Linked DNA regions of Homo sapiens: region 1 is linked to region 2. Evidence: chromatin contacts called from ENCODE Hi-C or POLR2A ChIA-PET data. All regions are on one chromosome and are shown on one strand. Each heading gives the region's core, a stretch centred on a gene start or an enhancer-like site at or near the end of the contact. The rest is flanking DNA. Distances are from core to core; before and after follow the strand shown. Region 1 holds the start of PSMB10 (proteasome 20S subunit beta 10). Region 2 holds the start of TRADD (TNFRSF1A associated via death domain).

Region 1 (3,063 bases), core at 316-2,815, 780 kb before region 2:
ACTCGGGAGGCTGAGGCAGGAGAATTGTTTGAACCTGGGAGGTGGACGTTGCGGTGAGCCAAGATCACACTATTGCACTCCAGCCTGGGCAACAAGAGCAAAACTCCGTCTCAAAAAAAAAAATTTATTTTTAAATTAGCCAGGTGTAGCCACAGCTGTAGTCAAATCTACTAGGCAGGCTGAGGTGGGAGGATTGCTTGAACCTGGGAGGCAGAGGTTGCAGTGAGCCAAGATGGTGCCACGGCATTCCAGCCTGAGCAACAGCAAGACCCTGTGTCCAAAAAAAAAAAAAAAAAAAACCGTAAAATAGGCCAGGCACAGTGGTTCATGGTTATAAGCCTAGCACTTTGGAAGGCTGAGGAGGGTGGATCGCCTGAGCTCAGGAGTTCAAGACCAGCCTGGGCAACACGGTGAAACCCCATCTCTACCAAAAAAAAAAAAAAAAAAAAAAATTAGCCAGGCATGGTGGTGTGTGCCTGTGGTCCCAGCTACTCAGGAGGCTGAGGTGGAAGAGTGCTTGTGCCTGGGAGGCAGAGGTTCCAGTGAACCGAGATCACACCATTGTACTCCAGCCTGGGCAACAGAGTAAGACCCCATCTCAAAAAAAAAAAAAAAAAATTAAGATAAACCCTTTGGCAGCTGCGTGCTGCTCTTAGCCTCAAACCCAAGTCTTTTTTTTCCCCCTTTGAGACGGGGTCTATTGCCCAGGCTGGAGTGCAATGGTATGATCCATACTCACTGCAGCCCCGAACTCCTGGGCTTCCAAAGTGCTGGGATTACAGGTGTGAGCCACCAGGCCCAGACTGCTGAAGGGTTTAAACCAGAGAAAGAATGTGACCAGATTTCCAATTTAGAAAGACCCGCTCTCTGCAGGGTAAGGAGTAGCCTGGGGGTCGGGGGGCGGGGGGCAAGAATTGCAAGGTAACCAGGGAGGCCAGTGCAATGTCCAGGTGGGAGAGGATGCTAGCTGAGACTAGAAGTGCTAGGAAAAGGATGTGTGCAGACAAGAGGTCACTGGGGAGGTGAAATAACAAGGCTTGGCCATGAGTGGAACCCAACACCCATGGTGCCCTCTTGAGAGAGGGAAGATGGCACCTGAGATGGAAGATGGAAAGACCAGGGTCCCTGTGACTGAGGACTGAGCCTCTGTTTGAGGTTTTTGCAGAGGAGTAAAGGCAACAAAAGAGGCAAGAGTTGGAAGAAAGGTGACAAGGAACAAAAGTCAGCTATGCCTGATGCTACTGGGTGGCCAGCAACAATGCTGACTTGGCCAAGGCTCTGAGAGCTTTACTATGCTGGGACTGGAGGTCAGAGTTGAGGCTAGGGTAAGAGCAAGGGGCTCAGATGGAGGGGGAGGAGGACCTGAACAAGTCCAGAAGGGAAGAGATTTGTCCCTCTATCCAACAGAGTACCCAGTGAGCAGCACAGAGGGCACAGCAAGGGACATCACCCGGTTCCCCAAATGCTCAGAGCCACAAGTGAAGCCAAAAGTGAAAGACAAGATGCAGAAAACCGCCACGGGCCTTTGAGGAAGGGTAAAGGCGAAAGCGAAAGCAGGAAGTACAGACGTGAAGCCTAGCAGAGGACTTTTTAGCTGCTCACTGGCCCCGCTTGTCTGGCCGACTCATCCGCCCGCGACCCCTAATCCCCTCTGCCTGCCCCAAGATGCTGAAGCCAGCCCTGGAGCCCCGAGGGGGCTTCTCCTTCGAGAACTGCCAAAGGTGAAGCGGGGGCGCGGGGGGCGGTCACTCCTGAGCCGCCTCTGCTTGCTCGTGGCCTTTTTTCCTGGCTGGGGGTGGGGGAGGGTGTGTTGGTCGACTTGGGTTCCAGGCTTACCCCGGAAGATGAGGGAGACGGGGACCAGGTTAGGGGAAGCAACAGGGGTCTTGAAAGCAGAGCCGAAACATGGGCGCCCTCCTCCGTTTCCAGAAATGCATCATTGGAACGCGTCCTCCCGGGGCTCAAGGTCCCTCACGCACGCAAGACCGGGACCACCATCGCGGGCCTGGTGTTCCAAGTGAGCAGCGGGGAGGGACGGGGAGCTGGAGGGGAGCCGAGAGTATCGAGCAGGCACTGAAGCTGCGGTCCCTCCCTCTCCTCAGGACGGGGTCATTCTGGGCGCCGATACGCGAGCCACTAACGATTCGGTCGTGGCGGACAAGAGCTGCGAGAAGATCCACTTCATCGCCCCCAAAATCTAGTGAGACTCCCGAGCCCAGTTCCCGTACGCAAAAAAGAACGGCCCCCTCGTTCCCACTCCGGTCCCCGCACGTCCCAGCCCTGCCCACACCGATCCTCCCTTTTGCCTCAGCTGCTGTGGGGCTGGAGTAGCCGCGGACGCCGAGATGACCACACGGATGGTGGCGTCCAAGATGGAGCTACACGCGTTATCTACGGGCCGCGAGCCCCGCGTGGCCACGGTCACTCGCATCCTGCGCCAGACGCTCTTCAGGTGCGGGGGCAGGGCTAACAGGACCCCGGCAGGGGTAGTTACGGGGTTGGGGCCATTGGAAGGCGGGACAGAAAGAAGGGCGGGACCGCGACGGGCCAGGTGACCGGAAGAGGCCGGCCCAAGAGAACCTGGGCTACAGGAAAAGGCGATGTCAGTCATCGGGCGCCAGCCCACAGGAAGGGGCGGGGATAGCACCTAGGAGCTGGGCATAGAGAGGTGGGGCCTAGGCCCCAGCTTGTGGCCGACCCCGCCCATCCTCGAGCAGGTACCAGGGCCACGTGGGTGCATCGCTGATCGTGGGCGGCGTAGACCTGACTGGACCGCAGCTCTACGGTGTGCATCCCCATGGCTCCTACAGCCGTCTGCCCTTCACAGCCCTGGGTGAGCGCTTCTGTCCCTTCTCCTCGAACTCTGCCCCTGTGACCTTGGCCTCACTCCAAACGGCGTCGCAGCGGTTGACTTCAGATGCTTCTCCTGCCTTCAGGCTCTGGTCAGGACGCGGCCCTGGCGGTGCTAGAAGACCGGTTCCAGCCGAACATGACGGTGAGCGGCCTCTGTCCCCGACTTTGTGGTCGCTGGTGGGATGTGCACCCGGGAGCTGGGGGAGCACA
Region 2 (3,003 bases), core at 227-2,726:
TGCACCCTCAGTCTCCCGGGCTCAAGCAATCCTCCCACCTCAGCCTCCCGAGTAGCTGGGACTACAGGGGCACGCCACCACGCCTGGCTAATTTTTGTAATTTTGTTGCAGAGACGAGGTCTCGCTTTGTTGCCCAGACTGACCTCGAACTCCTAGGCTCAAGCGATCGGCCCGCCTGGGCCTCCCAAAGTGCTGGGATTACGGGCATGAGCCACCGCGCCCGGCCTGAGAAACCCCATCTTAACCCCGCCGGTTAGTAGAAAGTGACTACAGGGTTAATAAGGCGGGAGCGTTAATGTAGGCTTTTCTTTGTCAGGGACCATGAGCCAATCAGGAAGCGAGGCGTGGGCGGGGCAAAGCTGGATCCACCCCTGGAGGGGAGGCTCCTTCCCCGCCTCCGCCTCGCCGGGGAGATGTCCCGGGTGCTTCCTAAGACAGCCCCACTGGATGAAAAAAAACTTGGGTCTCTGGGACCTGACGGTTCTGGGGCCTGAGGGGCTCAAGATTTAAGTTCCGACCCCTGAGCAGCCCTGGCTCCCGCTGAGCAATTTGGGTTCGGCTGGAACTCCGCAGACCCACCCTGGAGCGCAGCCTTTAGAGGGGGATGGGTTACTGGAAAGTGTGCGTCCTCTTTGAAGTTGCCAATCCTGTTTGTTTTTGTTTTGTTTTGTTTTGAGACGGAATCTAGCTGTGTCGCCCAGGCTGGAGTGCAGTGGCGAGATCTCGGCTCACTGCAAACTCCGCCTCGCGGGTTCAAGCGATTCTTCTGCCTCAGCCTCCCGAGTAGCTGGGACTCCAGGCGCGCGCCACCTCGCCGGGCTAATTTTTGTATTTTTAGTAGAGACGGGGTTTCACCATATTGGCCAGGCTGGTCTCAAACTCCTGACCTCAGGTGATCCACCTGCCTCGGCCTTCCAAAGTGCTGGGATTACAGGCGTGAGCCACCGCGCCCGGCCGCCAATCTTGTTTTAAGGTTCTTAAAGGTTTGTGTACACAAGGCTTCACACTACTCGCCAGTTAATGTTCCCATATCTTCCGGGCTAACAGTTTCTCCCGGAATTTGTGCCACGTGTTTCCTGGGGCTTCAGATACGTTCGGCCGGGCTTGTACCTGGGACCCATGGGCACCCCGTTTTGAGTGCCCACTGGTAGCAGCGATCTTGAAGCCGGATCCCCAGGGGTACCAGAAAATTCTGGTCTCCAGGGGGCGCCCCCTTGATTTACCGAAGTCTGGCAGCTGTAGCTCTTACGAGCCCCCCGCCTCGTAAGAATCGCAAACCCCCAAAGTCGGGTCTTCCTGCCGTCTAACCTTGGGCGCTGGTGTCTTACCTGCTCGGCGGACCAGATGGGCTTTGCCCGGGGCAGGGGACTGGCAGCAGAGGACAGCGGACGGGAAGCAGCCACCGGGAGCCCGCGGGGCGGGACGCGCGGGCGGACGGGGCGGCTCGGGCTAGGGCACCGCCCCAGCGCCTCCGCGCACACCCGGAAGCGGCGGAGTAGAGCGGAGCCTGGCGGGCGTGGGAACCCAGGCCCCGCCGAGGCGGCCAGGTTAGTGCAGCAGGTGGGTGGGTGGGCTCCCCGGTGCGGGCGGGAGAGGAGGTGGATCTTGGCTCCGAAGCGTGGGCGCGGCGCAGATGTCACCGGCGGCTGCTCCAGCCAGCTGGTGGCGGCGGTCTACTGAGCTGTTCGAACACCGTGGGAGGCGGGGGACGGTACGGAATTTGGCCCCCGCAGGCTCCTCGTCCCTGCCAGCACTTTCGAGGTGCAGTAGGGCCCTGCAGGAGAGAGGGTGGGGGAGAAGGGGCTGGTTCTGAATACTTTCCTTGAGCGGAGACCCCCTTGCCCACCCCAGCCGATCGCACGTGCGAAACCCCAGCTTGAGGGTGGGCTAGTGGGAGCCTGGGAAGCTCCCCTCAAGCGCTCGGGAGCTGCGTAGCTGAGTAGGGGGTGTGCCCGGCGGGTCGCAAGGAGTCACAGGCTTTCAGTTCTGGGCCACGCCCACAGGCTGTCTCTGTCCACCCAGCCAGAGGTGGGGCTGCCCCCGGGACTGTTAGGTGTTCAGGGGGCACCGTGCGTGGCTCGTCCCTGGAAACAGGCGCAGAAGTTGTTAGGTCGGTACCTAAGCGCCCCACAGTCTCCGGCCACCAAACTTTCTCAGGACCCAGCCTGGAAGCCTCAGCCCCGCCCAAAAAGGGACGACTCCTGGTGGGTGGGGCGCGGGGCTTCCCAAGGAGGGGCTTCCGTGAAAGAACACGTAAGAAGAGCTGCCAGTCGGCGGATGCGAAACTAGGGCCCTGGCCTCTTTACCCTGTTAACTCGACCTCCAGCCTGGTTCACCTTCCCCATCTTCTAGTACTAGTGAGTGTGAGAAAGCATCCCCAGTCTCCAGGTTCCCAGTACTCCCCACCTCCCCCTCGACCCCCACAGACCTGATGGGCAGACAATGGTCCTGTTCGGTCCCCACTTCCACCCCTTGGGGTGGGACCATAACCAAGTCAAGCACTCTCAAGTCAAGGGGCCAGAAAGACATGAAAGAGGGAATGTTTCCAGGGGAAGTTCCCACTCTCTCCTACTCCCCAGGCCACTTTCGAAGGACTCCCCCCTTATCTCACCTCCGTGGCTGGCTCCCTATTATGGACCCACTTGTCACCTGCAGAGTTTCCTGTTTTTTCTTGTTTTGCTTTTAAAGAAAACAAATTTATTTTGCTCTTTTAATACAAAGAAAATATGTCTACTTCACATAAAGCAGAAAATATTGCTAAATACAAAGAAAATAAAAATCACCCACAATCCTTCCCCACCCCCACCTACCTTCCTTCATCCTGCCCAGAGATAAACAAAATGCAAACTTCCTGTTACTATCCAGACTGTGGTTTGGCGTAAGTACACAAGTATTAATGTTTTCTATGAAAAGATTAGAAGGCTGGGTGTGGTGCCTCACACCTGTAACCCAGCACTTTGGGAAGCTGAGGTGGGCAGATCGCTTGAGCCCAGGAGTTTGAGA

What was found. Hi-C counts contacts between places; a loop is a spot of excess contacts on that map. ChIA-PET counts read pairs that join two places held with the same protein, here RNA polymerase II (POLR2A). Pooled maps may share reads with other maps.
Region 1: a pooled map shows a loop between it and region 2 (6-fold over the local background). The contact joins the promoter of PSMB10 here to the promoter of TRADD in region 2. A Hi-C loop is called at or near these places in 2 of 50 pooled maps. POLR2A ChIA-PET finds 5 or more read pairs at or near these places in 2 of 52 experiments (A673 and Panc1).

The regions. Positions count from the first base shown.
Region 1 is chr16:67,935,352-67,938,414 of GRCh38, reverse strand. It overlaps PSMB10 (proteasome 20S subunit beta 10), which reads left to right and starts at 1,565. Exons shown (of 8, transcript NM_002801.4): 1 at 1,565-1,721; 2 at 1,930-2,017; 3 at 2,103-2,200; 4 at 2,312-2,452; 5 at 2,718-2,833; 6 at 2,937-2,995. The coding sequence starts at 1,666. RefSeq lists enhancers at 1,386-1,635, 1,886-2,165, 2,456-2,645, 2,796-2,995.
Region 2 is chr16:67,158,382-67,161,384 of GRCh38, reverse strand. TRADD (TNFRSF1A associated via death domain) reads left to right here and starts at 1,476. Exons shown (of 5, transcript NM_003789.4): 1 at 1,476-1,547. It overlaps FBXL8 (F-box and leucine rich repeat protein 8), which reads right to left and starts at 1,428. Exons shown (of 3, transcript NM_018378.3): 1 at 1,329-1,428. RefSeq lists silencers at 198-287, 1,308-1,447 and an enhancer at 2,048-2,307.